Linked DNA regions of Mus musculus: regions 1, 3, 4 and 5 are each linked to region 2. The links are chromatin loops, found by intact Hi-C in ENCODE. Cell type or tissue: heart. All regions are shown on one strand.

What was found. Hi-C counts contacts between places; a loop is a spot of excess contacts. Peaks named below come from ENCODE experiments on the same cell type or tissue, not always from the same donor. Only the 100,000 strongest peaks of a DNase experiment are listed, where the experiment ranks them.
Region 1: a loop joins it to region 2, with 2.3 times the contacts of the local background. A loop is called at or near these places in 2 of 42 quality-filtered maps.
Region 3: it touches region 2 in a loop (4-fold over the local background); 7 of 42 quality-filtered maps call a loop at or near these places.
Region 4: a loop joins it to region 2, with 2.6 times the contacts of the local background. A loop is called at or near these places in 7 of 42 quality-filtered maps.
Region 5: it touches region 2 in a loop (2.9-fold over the local background); 4 of 42 quality-filtered maps call a loop at or near these places.

What each region holds. Positions count from the first base shown.
Region 1 is chr11:106,275,112-106,279,111 of GRCm38, forward strand. It overlaps Tcam1 (testicular cell adhesion molecule 1), which reads left to right and starts at 1,611. Exons shown (of 8, transcript NM_001379686.1): 1 at 1,611-1,682. In heart, a CTCF peak has its summit at 1,551; a DNase peak (open chromatin) is centred at 1,490; H3K4me3 peaks cover 695 bases; H3K27ac peaks cover 1,039 bases; H3K27me3 peaks cover 291 bases.
Region 2 is chr11:106,787,312-106,791,311 of GRCm38, forward strand. Ddx5 (DEAD box helicase 5) reads right to left here and starts at 1,183. Exons shown (of 13, transcript NM_007840.3): 1 at 962-1,183. The coding sequence starts at 1,005. It overlaps Cep95 (centrosomal protein 95), which reads left to right and starts at 1,941. Exons shown (of 20, transcript NM_177088.3): 1 at 1,941-2,066; 2 at 3,420-3,548. The coding sequence starts at 2,048. In heart, a CTCF peak has its summit at 2,052 (motif pointing left); DNase peaks (open chromatin) are centred at 370, 1,280 and 1,610; H3K4me3 peaks cover 3,300 bases; H3K27ac peaks cover 2,806 bases.
Region 3 is chr11:106,918,951-106,922,950 of GRCm38, forward strand. Smurf2 (SMAD specific E3 ubiquitin protein ligase 2) reads right to left here and starts at 1,765. Exons shown (of 19, transcript NM_025481.3): 1 at 1,231-1,765. The coding sequence starts at 1,282. In heart, a CTCF peak has its summit at 2,023; DNase peaks (open chromatin) are centred at 1,161 and 1,871; H3K4me3 peaks cover 2,495 bases; H3K27ac peaks cover 2,021 bases.
Region 4 is chr11:106,997,261-107,001,260 of GRCm38, forward strand. Kpna2 (karyopherin (importin) alpha 2) reads right to left here and starts at 2,265. Exons shown (of 11, transcript NM_010655.3): 1 at 2,099-2,265; 2 at 1-75. The coding sequence starts at 52. It overlaps Gm39424 (a long non-coding RNA gene), which reads left to right and starts at 2,209. Exons shown (of 3, transcript XR_880255.3): 1 at 2,209-2,289. In heart, a CTCF peak has its summit at 2,237; a DNase peak (open chromatin) is centred at 2,271; H3K4me3 peaks cover 2,950 bases; H3K27ac peaks cover 2,197 bases.
Region 5 is chr11:106,978,589-106,982,588 of GRCm38, forward strand. No RefSeq gene overlaps it. Among named protein-coding and RNA genes, the nearest start is that of Gm39424, 19 kb to the right of the region's middle. In heart, a CTCF peak has its summit at 2,070; a DNase peak (open chromatin) is centred at 2,003.

The DNA of each region.
Region 1 (4,000 bases), 510 kb before region 2:
GTTGGCAGTGTGCTCGCCTAGCATGCGTGGAGCCCTGCCTCCCATCCCTAGCACCACATAAAGCTGGGTGTGGTCATGCATGCCTGTAATCTCAGCACTTGGGAGGTGAAGGCCAGAGAAGTGGAAGGTCAGTTTCATTATTGGCTACAGTGTACATAATAAGATCCTGTCTCCAGAAGGTGGGGGAGGGGCTCCTTTGTTCAAAGAGCAGGAAAGCTAAGCCTGCATGAACTGGCCTGTGAATCTTCTGTGGGGTCAGCCAAGTTTGACTTGCTGCTCTGTAGAGCCAAGGCTTGCTGTTATGGTCCTAGTGTTTTCTTTATATCATGTAACAGCATCAGTGTCTGACAACAGAGAATCAGATAATGCACATGAAACAGTGTTACATGGTCAGTAAAAAGGATGCTGCAGGGATGGAGACATAGCTCATACATTAAAGCTGTTTTCCGGTGATATTGGCTATTTTTCTATTGCTGTGACAAAATGTGATGACCAAAGCAATTTAGAAAAGGAAACACTTAAACTGCATGTGGGGGGTGCAGACTTTTGGTCCCAGCACTCAAGAGACAGAGGCAAGTGGATCTCTGTGAGCTCAAGGCCAGCCTGGTCTACAAAGCCGTGTTGCACAAAGACACCCCGTCTTTAAAAACAAACAAACAAACAAAACCCATTTAATTGGCCTTATGGTTTCGAAGGGTTAGAGTCCATGCTAGGGGTAAAAGGCAAGGTGGTGACAACAGCTTAGAGCTTTCTCTTTCTCGACACCACCGTCATCTTCCACCCCCACCCCCATTCTGAATCACGTACTTCTGTTTTCCCAAATCTTTCCTAGCTCCTCAGCATGTCTTCCACCCCATCCAACTGGCTTCCTGCATGGGCCACCCTAGCCAATCCTCTGGCATTTCTTTTCCCCGAGAAAGCAAATCAGAACACTTCCATCCACGAACCCGAGTGTCCTCACTTATCTTCATCAGGGGACTTCAGAATGTAGCTCTCTGGGCTTCTCAGAACTCTCAGGGACTCTGAGCTGAGTCTGAGATAGGAGAGGCGCTTCCACCTTCCCTTCCATCCCGACTTTGGGAACAGCCCTGCTTTGCTGTATCACGCGATCGCAGGATTGCCTGTAAAGGACCCCACCGCTCTACATAGTCTAAACGCCGGTAACTTTTGGGAAAGCCTGTCTAAAGAGCTTAGTGCGGCATGGTTGACTTTACTGTCTGTCCCCACCTAGCTTATTGTCTACCAACAGCCCAAGTATCAAGGCATGACCTTGCACTGGTATTTCTCTTGCCACCAGCTCCCATAAGCAAGGGTTATGGGTCTGCATCACCAAGCCTCGCTCAGTAGCGATTGTCTAGAGACAAATCCGCACTCCTTTCGAAGCAGGAGATGGCTTCCCTACTCTTCTTCCGAAGCACCCAGCTTTTTAAGCTATTTGTTCACGCTTCTCCTCTCAGCCAATCCTGTTAAGAGGCAGAGTAAGCGTCACGAGTTTCTGGGCAGATCAGGGGACTTCGGCGCAGCACAGGCGCACAGCGCCCCTTACAGGAGCACGGACTCAACGGTTGCCGCACGTGGTGGTTTCGAGCGCGTTGGCGATGTCGCTGTTCAGTCTGAGGTCCCCAAGCATCGAGGAAGGTTCGGCAGTGAGGCAAGAGGGGCAAGACGACCGCTTTGACTCAGTGAGGATTTGGGTCCTATTTGGTTTGCTTGGATTTATGTCGGTTTGTACTTGTGAAATCCAGGAGAGGATCAGCTAGCAGGTGGGGGAGTTAGCCAACACGCCTGGAAGTATTTGGTTCCCATCTATTTCCAAGTGTTTTAAATACTGCCGTTAAATGCCTTCAGACTCAACTGTATGCACGCCACTTTCCCAGCGAAGGCTGGCCTTTTGATCCCCCATCCAAGTGTTCCTTCCCACAAGTATTAGTTTATATTTCCTTTGGTTCCACCATTGGTAATTGCTATAACCGTTCCAGTCTGTAGGAACCCATCAGTGGCTAAAACAAGGGACCCTTCCTTCATGGTGTTTATAGTGCAAGGAAGACAGACACAGCCTTTTTTCTTTTTCTTTTTTTCTTTCTTTTTTTTTTTTTTTTTGGTTTTGGTTTTGGTTTTTCGAGACAGGGTTTCTCTGTGTAGCCTTGGCTATCTTGGAACTCACTTTGTAGACCAGGCTGACCTCAAACTCAGAAATCCGCCTGCCTCTGCCTCCCAAGTGCTGGGGTTAAAGGCATGTGCCACCATGCCTGGCCGGACACAGCCTTTTAGTTCAGGGAAGAGAGGCACAGCGGAAACTTGGAAAAATGTTCCTGGCATACCACCACCACCACCACCACAAGCCATTGGCAAGAGAGATCTTTATTCAGTGGCCAAAGATGCTTCTCAATTCAGAGCTGGCTGACAGTAGTGGTCATGTTTTCTGAGACAAAGTCAGGACTTTCCAGGACTCAGGGTTAGGCAGTGCTGTCCCTTTTTGCTAATTTCATGGACTGATGATTGTAGTCACCACTGCTGTAGGTGACTTTAAAGGGGGGTGGGCTCTAGGTCAAGTTAACCCCGTATTATCCTTTTGAACCAAAGTGTTTTCAAATGGTCCCATATATCTGCATGCAACACTGTCTGAAGACAGAGGCAGGCCTCTTTATTCTCTCCAATCACTCATCCAAGGCTGGATTGAAGAGTGCTTTCAGTCTTCAGGATGTTTAGAAAAAAAAAAAAAAAAGTAACCCAGGCAACCATTCTTAACTGTGGTCAGTTGCAATCTATAACTGGAAGACCAACACTGCATTGCTACACTGTGTGACCTTCACAGTGAGTAGCTTTTTAAGTTAACAGAGAACAACTGAAATTAGGGGGAGTTATTTAGGTTCTCTCCGTGGTAACACTTACAGGGCATGGCCACCGTAAATGTGTTAGAGGTGATGTGTAGGATAGGAAAGGAAAACGGACCGACATTGTGGGTGCTGAGGGCTGAAGAGAGAGTAGTCAGGGTAAAGGGACCTCCTAAGAGATGAGCAGAGAGCAAGGGGAGGAGGGGATGGCTCCCAGGCAGAGAGGAGGCAAAGGCTGGAGTGTGGCTCCCGCTTAGGAGAAACCTCAGGAACACTTGAATGCGAATGGGCCTCGAGAACCCAACGTCCAAAGCACAGGATGTGGCTGAAGCCATACCTCACACATCTGGGATAGGTCCTGTCCCACAGCCAATCCCCAAGGGTCTGGACCGTGGGCCTGAACTTTCCAGTAGTTTAATCCTAGCTGGTCCTGGTGTTACACTCCTGTAGTCCCAGCATTAGGGAGAGATAGGAGGATCAGGAGTTCAAAGTCATCCACAGCCACATAGCAAGTTCAAGGCCAGCCAGCCTGGGCCACGTGAGGCTGTCTCAAAAACAACAAAGCCAAAGAAAAAAAAACAATTTAAGTTCTCTAAGTTGGGATATATTTTACAGAATAAACCAAGGAATACATAGACCATAGAGGGAGCAGATGCTAAGACTGCCAGCCTCGGAGTGACCAGACAAGTGTAGGCTGAGTGCTGGCTCACTCAGAATCAGATCAAATGCATGCTGACAAAATGATGAAGGATTAGAGCTGTGGGTGTGACAGGCAGATGGGAGGAGGGCATGACACAGCGTAGCGCACAGAGTGTCTGGGAACCTGGGATGGTGGCACAAGCCTTTAACCCAGCGTTGGAAAAACCAAGTCAGGAAGACTGTGAGTTCAAGGTTAGCCCAGGATAAATACAGATTGGCCTGGGCTATAGAGCAAGATCCTGTCTCAAAATAAAAGAAAGGAAGGAAGAAAGAAAGGATGGAAAGAAACAAGGAAGGAAGGATAAACACAGGTGTGGAGATGAGGGGTGAGGGGTGATAGGGTGATGACCAAAAAGAACCCTCACCTTTCCCTGTTTTCCTGTGTCTACTGAGGGGCACAGACCTAAACTAGTAGCAACTACAGGGAAAACCAACCAGTTTGACTGCAGTGTATCTGTTCCTTTGAG
Region 2 (4,000 bases):
CTGACCAGATTACAAGGACAAGAGTTAGAGCCTCCATCTTCTCTCCCCACAGAGCTTAGGCATTAGCGTCTAGGAGCTGGGCAAGAAGGGAGGAGCTTAGGAAGGTTATTTTTGCCCGTTTTCATCAAAGGACCTAATCTTAAAGAAATAACGGGGCCGCAAAGGCAATGTGAGCAGCTGAACGAGGCTAGCACGGCGGACAGGGTAGAAAGGGGAACAGGCGCCAGCGAGCCGAGTCTAGGGAAACGCCGCGAACGGCTGCAAACCAAGGTAACAAAATTATATAACGCGAGGGAGAAAAAGAGGAGGAGCCGAAAGCAACCGGGGGAGGAGTCCCGGCCCGGGCGGCGTTCCCGCTGGGGCGGCGCTTCCTTCTTTGTCTCGCATTTCTCTCTGCGCCACATTTTCTCGCCGCTGCCATTTTGAGCTCCTCCGCCGGGCGGGGTAACAAAGGCGCCGCCGCCATGTCCGAGGCCGGCATTTTGTGGCTGCGGCTCCGCCACATGGCCGAATCCGCCGGCGTAGGCCACCCAACGGGGCACAGGGGACCTCGAAAGCGCCCCTTCTTTCCCCCGGGGATACCGGAAGGGGGGGCCCCCCTCAAAAAACAACCCAACGAAAGATTGCGCAAACGACGCCGGGAACCGCCTCAAAGGCGCGGCGCTTCCCGACCGAAAACACTCCTCCGGGTTTCCCTCAACAGCCGCGAGGTCGCCGGGCCGCCCCGGGTCCCGGCCCACCCTCCCGGACCAAAAAAAAAAAAAAAAAAAAAAAAAAAAAGGTTGAACGCCATTACCCGAAGCGTAGCCTTTAACGGCTTTTAACCGGACGTGTGACAAAAGCCAGGCCTCCTTTCAGGAAGGGAAAAAAAAAAATCTAAAGGTCGGTTGGGAAGGCGAGCCTTCGGCCGCGCCGCTCTCCCATCCCCCACCCGGCCTGACAGGTCTCTTGTCACACTCACCCTCGATCCCGGCCGCGGTCTCGGTCACTAGAATAACTCGACATGGCGTCAATGGTGGCGGTGTGCGGGCGGAACCCAGTGAAAGTAGAATCCTGCGGCGACGAGTCGCGGAGAGAAGGCCTCGGCGACGGCGAAGCCTCTGCGGGGGCGTCACCAGCGGAGGGGCCGGTGGTGTCGAGGGCCGGAGCTGCGAGGGCAAGGACCGATGGAAATGAATGAGGTGCCGGCTGCGTCCCGGCAGCCGCTTTTATAGTCTGGACCGCCTCCTCGCCGCAAAGCACGCTGGGAGCCGCTCTATGACCTAATCACCCCGCCCCCCTGGCTCGGAGGCCCTCAACGCCCGCCCGCCCGGGTTCCGGAATCCGCCATGTTCTCGCCCCTCCCCCTCCGCGGGCGGGCGCTCCCTCCCCGGCGCCCGTTTATTACTCGCTTCACGACTGGGTGACACCACTAGAATGCCTCGCCCCGACGCCCTTTTGGCGACACCGCCGTCTCTCGTCTCGCTACACCTCAGACAAGCTGCTTCCCCGTGGCCAGACGGTCCTTAAAATGGCCAGCGCCAGCCATTCCACCGACTCTACTTGAAGATGTTTACGTCTCCACAGACTCCCCCCACGCCCATAACCGAAGGAGACCAGGGAGGCGGAGCTTGGCCTCATCACGTGATCGGACCCAGGGCAAGGCGGATCGCACTACTTCCTCGCTTGGTCTCTCGGCGGAGGAACACCAAACCACCAACTCACCGGAAGCGCGGCTCCAACGCCCCCGGGGAGATCGGCCGGGCTGCTGGGTGACCTGGCTGCCCTGCCCGCCGATCTGAGAACCCGTAAGCGGGATCTTGACCGCGGGGAATGGTATCTGGAGCCCGCAAACTGCCGCCTCAGCGCGTGCTGCGAGGAAGTGCTCCTCTGCTGTCCAATCAGCGTCGAGAAGCCGTTTTAACGTCCCTCCCTCTTCCACCCCTCCTTCCCCGCTCGCTAGTGTCTGCCCCCTCCTCCTCCCGTCGGCTCGACCGAGTTCGACCCTTCTGGGACACCGTCGCCCGCGCTCTCGTCTTGGAGTCCGGCCGCGACCTCTCCTGGCAGTATGGCCAGCTCAGAGGCTGGTGAGTCTCGGCCTGGAGCCCTGGTGGTTTTGTACTGCAGCATTCCGCGGACCTTGGGCTGAATCTGAACCGCGTCTGCGCCGCTGCGGAGGCTCGGGACTGTCGGACACTAGTTGCAGTCGCGCGCGCGGTGGGGGGGGGGGTTCTATGAATTTAGGGTCTCAGCCTCGAAACCTCTTGCGGTTTCCAGACGTGGAACTGAGACTTGGGATGAGATAGGAACTCTTTGTCGAGCCTGGGACACCCGCATCCTGTCTATATAGAGCAGTCAAGATCCTTTCTTGGATCCGAATTTTTGTGGGGTATCTATCCACAGACTGTCTCTCTTTCCCCTTGCTTTGTTTGGACTAAGGCAGAACTTATCTTTATATTGATTTTTTTTTCCTTTTTGAGGCATAGCACTCATAAGTTCTTTTGATGCCCTCTAGAGTAACTGGCATTTTCTAGTACTGCCTTTGAAAAGCCAATTGATTCGGTTGTCTAGGACGCTTTCCTCTCTTTCCAAAATGGTTGTCATGGCTTGGTCAGCTGTGCGACATAGGCATCGGGAAGAGGGCATACTGGGCATGACATATTCAGACTATTGTCTCCAGAGCGTGTGTCAGTACTGGAAATGTGGCCAGTTCCAGTCATTTCAAGATTCAGGGGTTTCAAGTTTTGGAATTATTGCTGAAATCCTTAACCTTAGTCCTGCACTATCTAGGGAAGGGCAAGAGCTGGTTTTGGAAAACAATTAATGTGCTAATTTAGAACTTAGCGATTTGGGTTTTTTTTTTCTTCATTTTTTACCTTCGTATACATCAAATATAATAAAAGGAAAACTAACAAATGCATTAGTGTCGGTGTTGTCATTATTCAAGTTCCTAACAGCCTAAATTAATCCCTTATTTGGGCACCCGAGAGATCTTAACTTACACAAGATAATTGGGTAAAAACATGTCTAAAACTATTGGGAATTCTGAGCCACCTCCGTTAGTTTCTAGCAACTTTTAGATTATCATTTACAGCTGACTTATGACATTCCTGGTTACCTATAAATTTATTGTAACTAAAAACACCCATGTGAGTATAAAAATACTGGCAAATAGGATTTTAGGTTACAAGAATAAGAGTTGGGTTGGAACAGCTGTTTTGACTTCAAAGAAGCTAGCTAGCACAGGAAATTATCTTAAATACATCTTTTGAGAACTTGCCTGGTTGAGTCTTTGAAATTTCATAAGAGTCCTTATCTTGTACAGTTTCCAATGTATATTCTTGTGCAGCAGTGATTTTTAAATGTACATATATATGACTTTCTCTATTGCTATTGAAGACTGATTTCCCCCTCCTCCCACCCCACTTCTTCCCCAACAGAATGGGTAACAATTGCCAATAACCTCCTTTTTAAATGTCACATACACCTGAGGATACACGAACTTCAAGACTGTGATGCTAATGTTTTTATTGCCCTTTATCAATCCATTTTGGGAGAAAAGGTACCAGGTAAGGGTACTGAAAAGTGAGAATAATTTTATGTCTTAGGTCACAGGTTTCCTTTGACATAGAATTTTGTTTCCCTTTCAATATCTTATTTCTATCCAAATATGGTGCAAGTTGCTTTAATGAGTACAGTATGGACCTCACCCATAATAATAGCCATGATTAAATAAATGGTTTGGCGTTTATTTGAATTAATCCCCATTTGACTCAATCTCATATAGTTCATTCATGCCTTTAAAAACGTTATTTCTGTAACTACCTTCAAGATTCTAAATTTGAATAGGTCTTGAAATTTATTGGATCTTAACTACTGATTATAGATAAGAATTAACATTATAGTGAAGTGTGTTGGCCAGGCTGGTCTACATAGTGAATTCTAAAGTTACATAGTCCTTGTTTCTAAAAGGGAAAAAAAATGTTGTTTGTATTTGGTTAACCTAATTTACTGAGAAGAT
Region 3 (4,000 bases), 130 kb after region 2:
CAGCCTCAAAAGTAAAGTATTTTACTCTGTAGCCAACATACATTCCAACTAAGTTCTCAAATACCAAATTCACTTCAAGCTACCTAGAAAGTACAGCCGATGGACTGCCGGTTAACACACAAACATTCAACTACAAAGTTCACCCACAGAAATCTCAAAGTTTAGTGTGGGCAAACATAATTACAGCTTATCCTTCGCTGGCGCAAATGCATATGAACCAACTACAAAATGCCGTCTTCTTCACCACACATCTGAATATAAATGTGGACAATTTACTTGCTGTGAATGACGTGACTAGCTAGCAGAGGGACAATAGTTTCAATTACACGCTTTAAACCAAACGCAATTTTTCCTTAAAAGGAGGGGGACGTTGACCACGGAAGAATATCAGAAGTGGCATCGTAAGCAAATTATACCTGTAATATGTTAACAACTCCCTGCAGCTGGGAACATTAAACAGTCTTTCCCAAATCCCTCTGAGCATTCCTTTCCATTTAGAAAGAGGGTGAGAAGTGTGGAGAGGACTAGTGAAAGTTAGCTTAAAAGTTCGTATGCGTCCAGACTGAGAAACACATTGCAAAGCAAGGGATTCTAAACCAGGTCTGGAGTTAAGACATGAGCAACTAGTTCTGCGGCCTACAAGGAACAACCCCAAACATGCTACCCTACAATCAAACAACTTCCAAAACACAGAGTGTACAATGAGCCGGGAGTCGTGGGATCAGGCAGACACGCCGGAAAAGCCAACCACAGTCTCGGTCCCTCCCTCCCAGAGACGTGCGTTTAAGGTGTGTGGCACTGGCCACAGAGGTTGGCAGCACTGGAGAGTAAAGGTTTCACTGCCGGGCATAGGTAGGTGTCCAAGTTAACAACCCGGGAACACAAGCACTCTCCCGTTAAGCACTCACTCCATGTTTAAGGAGTGTTTACCGCGCGCAGTCAGCAACTGGATTCAGTAATCCCTTTCCCGACCCCACCTGGGCAGGAGCCCAGGGGCTGCTCCTGTGACCCCAGGAAACGAGACTTCAGGACCTCAAATCCGCCCTCCACGGGAGACCCACGGGCCACACACTGGGCGTTCTGAAGAATTTCCCAACCCCAGCTAAGTGGTTCTCCAATGACTCCCTAAACTAGGCCTTCCCACGCCCGGATTCCCGTCCAACGCCACCACCGACCGCGACCCCGGCCCTCTGCTTGCCCACAGGCGCCACAGCCGCCCGCCCAGCTCACCTGTCAGGCGCAGCTTGACGGGCCCGTTCCTCCGGCCTCCGGGGTTAGACATGTCCCCAGCGGCGGGGGAGGTGGCGGCGGCGGCGGCGGCGGCGCTCGCGGCCGGCGGGCCGGCGGGCGGGCGGGCGGACTGGGCTGGGCTGGGCCGACGGCGAGGCGCAGAGGAGTCACCACAGCGGCCGGGGCCGGGGTCCGAACAGCCCGCGCCGCGGCCGCCAGGGCCGGAGGGTCCCGGATGTGCCGAGCGCCGTCGCCATGAGCCGCGGAGGGAGCGGGACGCAGAGCTCCCCCCTCCTCCCACTTCTGCTTCCTCGGCCCGGGCCACACAACAAAGCGGCAGCCGCGGCCGGCCGCGCCGCCTCCGCCCCGCGCCCCCGCCGCCTCTTGTCCTCGCGGTCCGCCTCGGTCTCCCCTTCTCGGTGCCGCGAGGCCTGGGAGCGGACGGTGCGAAGTCTGCTGAGGCGGGCGGGTGCTCGGCCGCTTCCTCCTCCGCCCGCCCTCTTGTCTGAGAGAACCCGGTCCTGGGGCCGCAGCCGCTGCCGCCGCCGCCGCCGCCGCCACTCGTCGGCTCCTGGGGGCGGGGAGGAGACGGGGGCGGGGCCGGCGGGCGGGGCGGGGTTGCGGTGGGCGGGGCCGGCGAGGGGGCGGGCTTGTGGGCGAGGTCTCCTGCGCCTGGGGCGCCAGAGGAAGGCCTGGCTCCGCGCGAGCTGCGGGCAGCGCGTGCGCCACGGCCCAGACTGGGCCCCGAACTACACCGCCCGGCGGCGCCGGCTCGATGGCACCAGAGGGGCCTACTGACCAGCTAGCTCACTGAAAGATCGCCTGTGTCCCTACAGGGCAGAATGCCCGAGTAATACTCCCACTGCGCGCTCTGAGAGGCTGGCGAGAGTAAAGTTAGACCCAAGTCCGAAGAATTAATTCGCCAAGATGCTATTCCCACATCGAACGCTCCAGCAAATTCCCAGGAGTGCTTAGCTCTGAGTATTGTAATTGCCACCTCCACAGGCTCACCTGGTGCTCCATATCCGGTTACCTACCTGCTCGATTCTTCCCCCAACCCTGCCCAGGACAAGCATAGGGAGATAATACAAATGCGGCCAAAGACTGTGAACAAGATAGGTGGATATAGTGTGGAAAGCTCACGCAGTACTGTATTTTGCTGTCCCAGGAGGAAAAAAGAAAATGAATAGGACTGTAACTCTGACGCGGTGACTTACAACTAATAAGAACTTATTCTGGACAAATAAATAATGCAGGTTGTTTTGGGATTTTGTTTTGCAAGGTTGGGGTGAGAGTGCAGCCTAATAGTGAATTGTATTACATCAACTGCAACACATTTTTATGCAGCCATCTAAATGGCAATTGTGGTAGCCATGTAACATGTCAGACTTTATATGTAATGCAGGGTTTAAATGGAGAATACAAGTTTTATGTGCACGCAAGAGTAATAATGCAAACTAAGGATAAGAGTGTGGATTTGTGCCGGGCAGTGGTGGCGCATGCCTTGGGAGGCAGAGGCAGGTGGATTTCTGAGTTCGAGGCCAGCCTGGTCTACAAAGTGAGTTCCAGGACAGCCAGCGCTACACGGAGAAACCCTGTCTCAAAAAACCAAAAAAAAAAAAAAAAAAGAGTGTGGATTTATATCCATGTTAGCTTTGCTTTAAAGCTGTTATAACATTAATGCCGTTTAAACTGTTCATTGAAGCCTAATACATTTTAATCCTAAAACATTGCAAATGGTGACTTAAAATCTACCAGTTAAGACACTTCATTCTCCAGGTGAAATCCAAGAGCGTTTCATCGGTCTAAAAACACTCCTACGGATTAAAGTGATCCCAAAATCATAAGTTCTAGCAGTAAGACTTAAAATACAAGGGACAGCTCTAAAAATTCAATCAAGAAATACTAAGTGCTTATTATTCACAAAGCAATGAACAGGGCCCTTAAACACTTCTTTGTGCAATGTAAGATCTGAAGGCTCAGGAAATAATTCCCACAAAAGTTACTGTGGCGATAGAACAATTGCTACATCACTGTTTCAAACGCTAGGCTGAGACAATAAACTGAGCAGGCTGATGTATGCACTCTTCCTTTCCCTGGTTCTTATGGCCCACACTTTGTTCCCAACCACCCACTAGCATAATTTGTAGCTTTGTATTGGGAAATGGAAGTTAAGATTTCAGAAAATGGTCGGAAGCCTAGCAGGGGGTGGGAGGGTGGAAGACTGTTGTGAGTTTTAAGCAATACCTTCACATATGTGGCGGCTCAGGGAAATGGGCATAGGTTCAGACAATTCCGTTTAGACTTCCCTAAGAATAATGCTTTTAAACCATTCAGTCAGGGCTGAAGAGATGGTTTGTTGCTCTTGCAGATAATCTGGGTTCATCCCAGCACCCACAAGCTAGCTCACAACCATCTATAACCCCAGTTCCAAGGGATATGATGCTCTTTTCTAACTTCCATGGGCACCAAGCATGCATGCGATACACACAGATACATTCAGGAGAAGCATTCATACACACAAATAAGTCTTTTAAAAAGCTCAAAATATAAATAATAAGCAAAACCATTCAATATGTTGATAACCTCTGTGTAATGTTAGAAGTCAAATCCAGTGTCTTACACATGATAGGCAAGCATACTACCACTGAGCAACATCTATAATAACACTGTATTTGTTATTTTAGCTTTTATTTTACAGACAGGGACTCACTGTGTAAGCCTTGCTGGCCTGTAACTTACTATGTAGACCAGACTGGCTGGAAATGGA
Region 4 (4,000 bases), 210 kb after region 2:
TGAACCTGTTAAGTCGGGCAGCTGGTAAGTTAGCATTCTCGTTCGTGGACATGGCTGCAGGAACAAGGAGGAAAGCTAGGAGCCAAGGGAGGGTGAGAAGAAAAAAAAAGAAACAAAGAAAAAGTATTTTTAATAAGAATGCAACAGAAGCTGGGTAGAGTAATACACGCCTTTAATCCTAGCACTTGGGAGGCAGAGACAACCAGATCTCTATCAGTTTGAAGCCAGCCTGGTCTGTAGAGAGTTCCAGGCCAGCTAGGTCTACATAGAGAAACCCTATCTTAAGATGAAACAAACAGAAATATACAATAGCATGTTATAATCAACTAAATCTCAACTCCATTTCTATACTAGATTTAAAAAGCAGCAACGGTGGCACACGCCTTTAATCCCAGCACTTGGGAGGCAGAGGCAGGTGGATTTCTGAGTTCGAGGCCAGCCTGGTCTACAAAGTGAGTTCCAGGACAGGACAGCCAGGGCTATACAGAGAAACCCTGTCTCGAAAAACCAAAAACAAAAACCAAAAAAAAAAAAAAAAAAAACAAAAACAAAGATGACGACACAACACAGCCTGGCAGTGATGGCAAAGCACTCCAAGCACTCAGGAGGCAGAGGTAAAACGGATCTGAGTTTGTGGCCAGTCTAGTATACAGAGTGAATTACAGGACAGCCTGGACTACTCAGGAAACCCTGTCTCAAAAATATATAAATAAAATAAAAACAAAACAAAATCCTACAAGTTTTCATCATTATGGCTATAATACTAAGCCATAATTGCCCCTTACTACAAAGGCAACTTAACTGTCAATCAAAAAAAATTTTAAAAAAAGATAATTTAAAATTTCCACTAACCACAGTGAGCCCCGCAGTGGTGGCGCACTCCTTTAGTCCCAGCACTTGGGAGGCGGGAGGATTTCTGAGTTCGAGGCCAGCCTGGTCCACAGAGTTCCAGGACAGCCAGGGCTACACAGAGAAACCCTGCCTCGAAAAAACAAAAAGAAAGGAAGGAAGGAAGGAAATTAATTTTAAGACTTTTACCCAATATAGCTAAACTATTACCATTTGAGGATGTCATCAATACAGAAAAATTGAGATGTCTTACTGTTTTTATACACCTTCAAAATCCAATGGGTAGTTTAAGCACACGGGGCATCTCAACAGATTAGCGGCTTTTCAAACACTCAATAGTCTTAAGCCTCTAGCCAGCACGGTATTAAGTCAAGGATCTAAATTCTAGGCTCCATTAGTTAATAGAACACCAAGTAGGAGAACAATCTACGTCCTTTGTTTGTTTTATTTTTCGAGACAGGGTTTCTGTGTGTATCCCTGGCTGTCCTCGAACTCAAATCGGCCTGCCTCTGCCTCCCAAGTGCTGGGATTAAAGGCGTGCGCCAACAATGCCTGGCAACCATCTACGTCCTTAAGGCAATAAACGCAGCTCTCGTTTTCTGTTGATCGATGGCCAAAACGGATCCATACTAGTACCCTCTTGCAAGTTACATAAAGAATCGGTTCGTTCCATTATAGGGCCTTCCATCACATCATCGCTGTCAGCAATGGCATTAACGCCGCATCTTGCACACACTTCCAGAGAATGCATTCAGCCGGGATGACATCAGCTGTGATCAGTGGGGCTCGATAGAACCCAGGTGTGGTCGTCGCGAAGGGACAGGAACCCAAAGTACCCTGGTAAGCTAGTAGGTTTAACTGCTTTATGTCCGTCCTCGACCCTGACCCAGGTGATCCGGGTCAAGGGCTTAACTGGGGTGTCTTAACTGCCACCTTCATCCCCTGCCCAAAGCTGCGTCTCCTCCCCGGGGCAGAAGCATCAGGAAAGCGGCGGCACAGCCAGGTAGGTCCGCTCGACTGCGGCTGCCCTCCGGTCCCTCCACGCCGACCCGAGCCGCTCCCAGGCCTTCGCTGCCCTCCGCAGCGCCCGGCGTTGCCAACCCTGACCCCGGCGTGGCGAAACCAACCCGCCCCGAGGCCTGGTCGGAGCAGGGAGGCTCAGCTCCGGCCCGGGCGCGGCCTGCTCCCGCCCTCCGCCCCGCAGCCTTCCGTCCGGCCGTTACTGCTCAGGACCGGCTTCCGTTCCTACCTGTACAGCCGGCTCAGATTTCCACGAAAGGTGGTGCAGGACACTCAAGCTGCGGGTCGGCGGCTGTGGAAACGTCTGCTACCCTTCAGCCCTCAGATTTTGTGCCTCGTGCTGCCGGCCGGCGCGATTTAAATTTCCCGGTGACGCCGCGTTCCGATTGGCTGATTTGAGCCTAAGCTGCGCGTTCATTGGTAGGTTTGAAAAACACGTTAGGCGGGGGTGGGGGTGGGACGCAGACGCAGGTCGTAGGGGAAAAAAAAAAAAAAAGGTGGGGGTGGGGCGGTAAGCAGGGAAGCGTCGCGAGATGAGGGAGCGGCCGGGCAATCCCAGGGTGCCTTGCAGAAGGGTGACTCCAGATCTCAGCACACAGCATGGAGACCTGCGTTTCGTCTATGCTTAGATGGACACTGGGCCGTACCCTGTTTGCTTTCCCTGGGCTTGTCCTTAAACAAACACACGAAATTATTATTACACTTGTAAAAAAAGGCTTAGCTTGCGGTGATTGGCGCAGGCTTTTAATCCCAGCACTAGGAGTTCAAGGCAAACCTGGTTTATACAGCCAGGCCAACCAGGGCTAAATAGTGAGACCCTGTCTCAATCAACCAATCAGTCAATCAATCAATAAAAGAAAAGAGAAATATATTTACTTTAAAAAAATTTTACATCAGGAGCTGGTCACCGGGAGAACGTGGATCTGTGTGCCTCTTAACCATTAGTTGTATCACTATATTGTTTATAGTATTTGTTGATTATTTTATCTTTAGGCAATCATTAGTTGTATCGCTATATTATTGTTTGTGCTATTTACTGGTTATTTAATTTTTATCATGGGGAGTGGGATTGAGGCAGGGTCTCACATTAACAATAGAGCCCAGGCTAGCCTTGAACCTAATGCAATCCTTCCTCAACGTCAGTTCTGGGATTACAGACATGCCCCACTTTGTCCCGTGTGGTAAACTTTTAGATTACTTGGAAAATAAAGACAATGGAAGCCGGGCAGTGGTGGCGCACACCTTTAATCCCAGCATTCAGGAAGCAGAGGCAGGCGGATTTCTGAGTTCGAGGCCAGCATGGTCTACAGAGTGAGTTCCAGGACAGAAGCAAAAAAAAAAAAAAAAAAAGAAAAAGAAAAAGGACAATGGAAGCAGCAAATATGGTAACAATAATTTATTAGCCCGGTGGTGGTGGCGCACACCTTTAATCCCAGCACTTGGGAGGCAGAGGCAGGCGGATTTCTGAGTTCTCTGAGTTCGAAGCCAGCCTGGTCTACAGAGTAAGTTCCTGGACAGCCAGGGCTACACAGAGAAACCCTGTCTCGAAAAACAAAAACAAAAAACCAATAACTTATTAATACCTATTTTCTCCAAACCTTTAAAATTTTTTATTTATTTCTTTATTTTGCTCCCTTCCCCCAAACACACACACACACACACACACACACACACTTAATGGGTTTCTCTGTGTCTCTGTAGACCTGACTGAACTCCACAGACCTCAGAGTGCTGGGACTAAAGGCAGTGTGCCACCACTGCCTGCCTTCAAATACTTTAAAACTTGAGTAATTCTGAACACAGAATCACAAACCTTTGCCTAGACTTGCCAAATGTTAACATTTCGGCACATTTTAAAATATGTAACATGTATATAGTGTACACACACACACATATTTTAGCCTTTTCTCTAATTTGTTTTTGCTTTTCATGACATGGTTTCCTCTGTGTAGCCCTGGCTGTCCTAGAACATCCTCTGTAAACCAGGCTGGCCTCGAACTCAGAGATCCAAAAGCCTCTGTCTCCCAAGTGCTGGTGTTAAAGACATTTGTGTTATTAAAGGAGTGGGCCACCAAAGCGGCTTTTTTGGCCTTTTGATATCTCTTTAGCCCTAAATATTTGATAGTATATC
Region 5 (4,000 bases), 190 kb after region 2:
GCCAGGGATAGAGGTCACTACTCACTGTGTTCACCCACCTCCTTTCACATAGTAGGAGTACAAGCTGCCTGTGGTAGCTCAAAATGTATGGGCAGGAAAACCAGGAGTTCAACCAGCCTAAGCTAGGCTGTCTCGGAAAAACCAAACATAATAAGAATCAAGTAGACAGGCCCCTTTCCTCCTGCACACAATCCTGCCTCTCCCAGTGAATCGGCTAGAACACCTGAACTACACACAAATAGGCCTAAGTCTAATTCCTCCCACCTGGCCTTCAGGCTCCCAACATACACGCAATGGTCATGACTCAAAAAAAGTGTATCAAGCCAGGTATGTGTGGGTGGCTCACACCTTTAGTCTCTACACTGGGGAGGCAGAGGCAGAGGCAGGTGGATTTCTGTTGATTCAAGGCCAACCTGAGCTACATAACAAGCTATAGGGAGATCCTGTCTCAAAATATATAGATAAAGAAAAAGATGGTTCAGAGGTTAGACGCGCTGACTGCTCTGGGAGAGGACCCAGGCTCAGTTCCTTGCACCCACGTAATGGTTGTCAACCTCTGTAACGCCAGTTCCAGGGAATCTCATGCTCTCTCCTGACATCCAAAGGCATCAGACACGCACATGGGGGGCACATACATATAAAATTTTGAAAATATAGTTTTTTTAGACAGGGTCTCATTATGTAGATCAGGCTGGCCTCAAATTCATAGAGATATGCCTGATTCTGCCTTCCCAGTGCTAGAATTTAAGCTATGCCTAGCCAAAAACAAATAAATAAACAAACAAATGAATGAATATTTTAAATTGTATGGAAAAGATAGACATCTCTTTCTGCCACCTTGGCACCTGCTGGGAACAGGACTACAAAGGGCAAATGTGTCTGGAAAATTGCAGTGCATGGCCACTTCTGCAGGCTATAAGTAGGTCCCGAACCACAGAAAGCACACGGCTCCTTAAAATTGAGGTTATTCATGCTGTTAGACAAGAGATGCACTTACCTATATGAAGCAAAAAGATAGCAGTTGGAGAGATGCCTTGGTTGAGGTACTTAGCGTTCTCCCTGCAGACCTGAGTCAGGTTCCCTACAGCCGCATGGGGCACTGTAACTCCATCTGATCTGGTGCCTCTGGCCTCCTCAGGTCCCTGAACACACGTGTACATACTTACACACAGACACAGACATGATTTTCAAGATAACTCTTTAAAAGGAAACCCCACAGGGACTCCTGCGGGCAAACTGAGCAAAGCCAGCACACTATGGTGGTTCACAAGCATCTGTGAGTTCAGTTCAAGAGAGATCCAGTGCCCTCCCTCTTCTGGCCTCTGTAGACACTGGGTACAGTATATGTACATAGCCACATACACACATGCATACATACATACGTACATGCACACATACATGCAGGTAAACCCTCAACATTGTACAGTACATTAAATAAATATAAGTTTCATCTATTTGCCAAGAGTGGTGGTACACACCTGAATTCCACCATCCAGGGGCAGAGATGGGAGGATCTCTGTGAGTTCAAGGCCAGCTTACAATCTGGAGAAAGGCAACTTGGGCCCCATGGGAACAGTGACTTCTGTGCTCTGGACCAAATTCCTGAGAAACCTCCCCTCAAAAGCCTTTGGACATAGACACCCCCCACACACACACACACACACTGAGATACCTGCACTGCAGTGAACTTAATCTAATAGGAATGGATTTGTTGGGGGAGCTATTCAGCATTTACACTGCAATTCCAGTACTTTGGAGGTGGAGGCACAAAAGTCAAGAATCCAGTGTTATCCTCAGCTACGGAGTGAATCCAAAACCAAGTTGTGTCCTGCCCTACTCGCTTTTAATTTTTAACCCTAAAACTAATCGAGAGCTGGCATCACTCATAATTTCATTTAGGAAGTCGATAGCAGTTTCATCTCTACCTTGGGGAGCTGTGCCGCACAGAGCAGTTAAACAACTTGCTGAAGGCCACACAGCGGTCTGGAGGCGTCCAGCCTGGATGGCAACGCAAATGGAATTCAAGAGCAAGGTTCTAACGCCCTAAACTCTACTGCCTCCCTGTGGTTATCTTTCTAGTTGCAAGGAGCCTTCCAGGCTTTTAAACCTTTCCTTAGGCTGAGTATGCACAGCCAACCTGGTTTATCAGACCCTGCCTCAAAATAGATAAAATGCATAAGTAAATAAATAAACCAATCCCAGGGTGTTTCCCTGGTGGCTGATTCCAGCTTAGCCTGGGGTACCTGGAAGCTGTCTCCTGAATCTTTTTTTTTTTTTTTTTTTTTTTGGTTTTTCAAGACAGGGTTTCTCTGTGTAGCCCTGGCTGTCCTGGCACTCACTTTTGTAGACCAGACTAGCCTCGAACTTAGAAATCCACCTGCCTCTGTCTCCCAAGTGCTGGGATAAAAGGCATGCTGTCTCCTGAATCTTTAAGCCAGGGTCTCATCCGCATGTGAGGACCCACACCTGTAACCCCAGCACTTGGGAAGCTAAGGAGGGAGGATTACTGTGATGTCCTGGCAAAGCCTGATTACAGAGGGAGGATTTACTCTCATTAGTGAACAACAGCAACACAGGGTTTGTAACAACAACAACAGTAACACAGAGTTTGTAACAACAACAACAGTAACACAGAGTTTGTAACAACAACAGTAACACAGGGTTTGTAACAACAACAGTAACACAGAGTTTGTAACAATAACAACAGTAACACAGAGTTTGTAACAACAACAACAGTAACACAGAGTTTGTAACAACAACAACAGTAACACAGAGTTTGTAACAACAACAACAGTAACACAGGGTTTGTAACAACAACAACAGTAACACAGAGTTTGTAACAACAACAACAGTAACACAGGGTTTGTAACAACAACAGTAACACAGAGTTTGTAACAACAACAGTAACACAGAGTTTGTAACAACAACAACAACAGTAACACAGGGTTTGTAACAACAACAACTGTAACACAGAGTTTGTAACAACAACAGTAACACAGGGCTTGTAACCTCCAAGCTGTTGACATTCCTAAGCATGGATGTGTCTTTACTGAGGCCTATTGTATGCATTATGGACGTTCAGAGGCAGTAAAATAGCCCTGTCTCACATGTGACAACCAAAACTGTCTCCACACTGTGACATGCCCCCTGAGGGAAGGGGAATTTCAAAATCTGCCTTTAGAACCAACAATTTAAATAGACTAGAATCTTAGGCTTTTTTTTTTTCTGTTTTTTTTTTTTTCCCTTAAGCCATTACCTGAAAGTTTGCTCTAATGTTTCAATGACCCAGTTAGAAATGGCAGTCATTTGAGGCCTGCTGCAGGCTGAAGCAAAGGAGGGAGGCAATTAATTACTCATTGCCTAACTCCATTCTTCCTTGCCATTGCTTTGGGCCTCTGGCTTCCCATCTGGCCACTATTTGTTGTCCAGGGTAACCAGTCTATCTCAGAGCTGGCTACCTTTCAATAATGACAGAGAGGACTTACCAGGCTTAATTAACTTAGATTTGTAAGGTTTCTTAGGAAGCCCAGAATACAATGGAAGTCTAAGATACCAGGATTCTCACATCCACGTTCTTAAAAATAACAATCCCTCCAAATGGTGGTGGTGGTGAATGCCTTTAATCCCAGTACTCAAATTGGATCTCTTGAGTTCGAGCCCAGCCTGGTCTACAGAGTGAGTTCCAGGCCAATCAAGACTACAATGAGAAACCCGGCCTCAAAACAAACAAACAAATTCCACATAAAAAGGATGACTGTCCAGAGTGTTACATGAACGGGTAAAGGGCCCTTCTGAACTGAACTTGAGGTCAGACAGAGGTAGAGAGAGACAGAGAGATAGATAACGACAGAGACAGACAGAGAGAGAGCAGGCACACGCCTTTCCAGTTGGTTGGCCTTCCTCTTAGCCTCTGCAGCAGGAAATTATTTAAAGTATTTCCTGAACAGCTGAAGTATGTTAGAAACCTGCTAGCTCTCTCCACATTAGTTCCGGGAAGGGA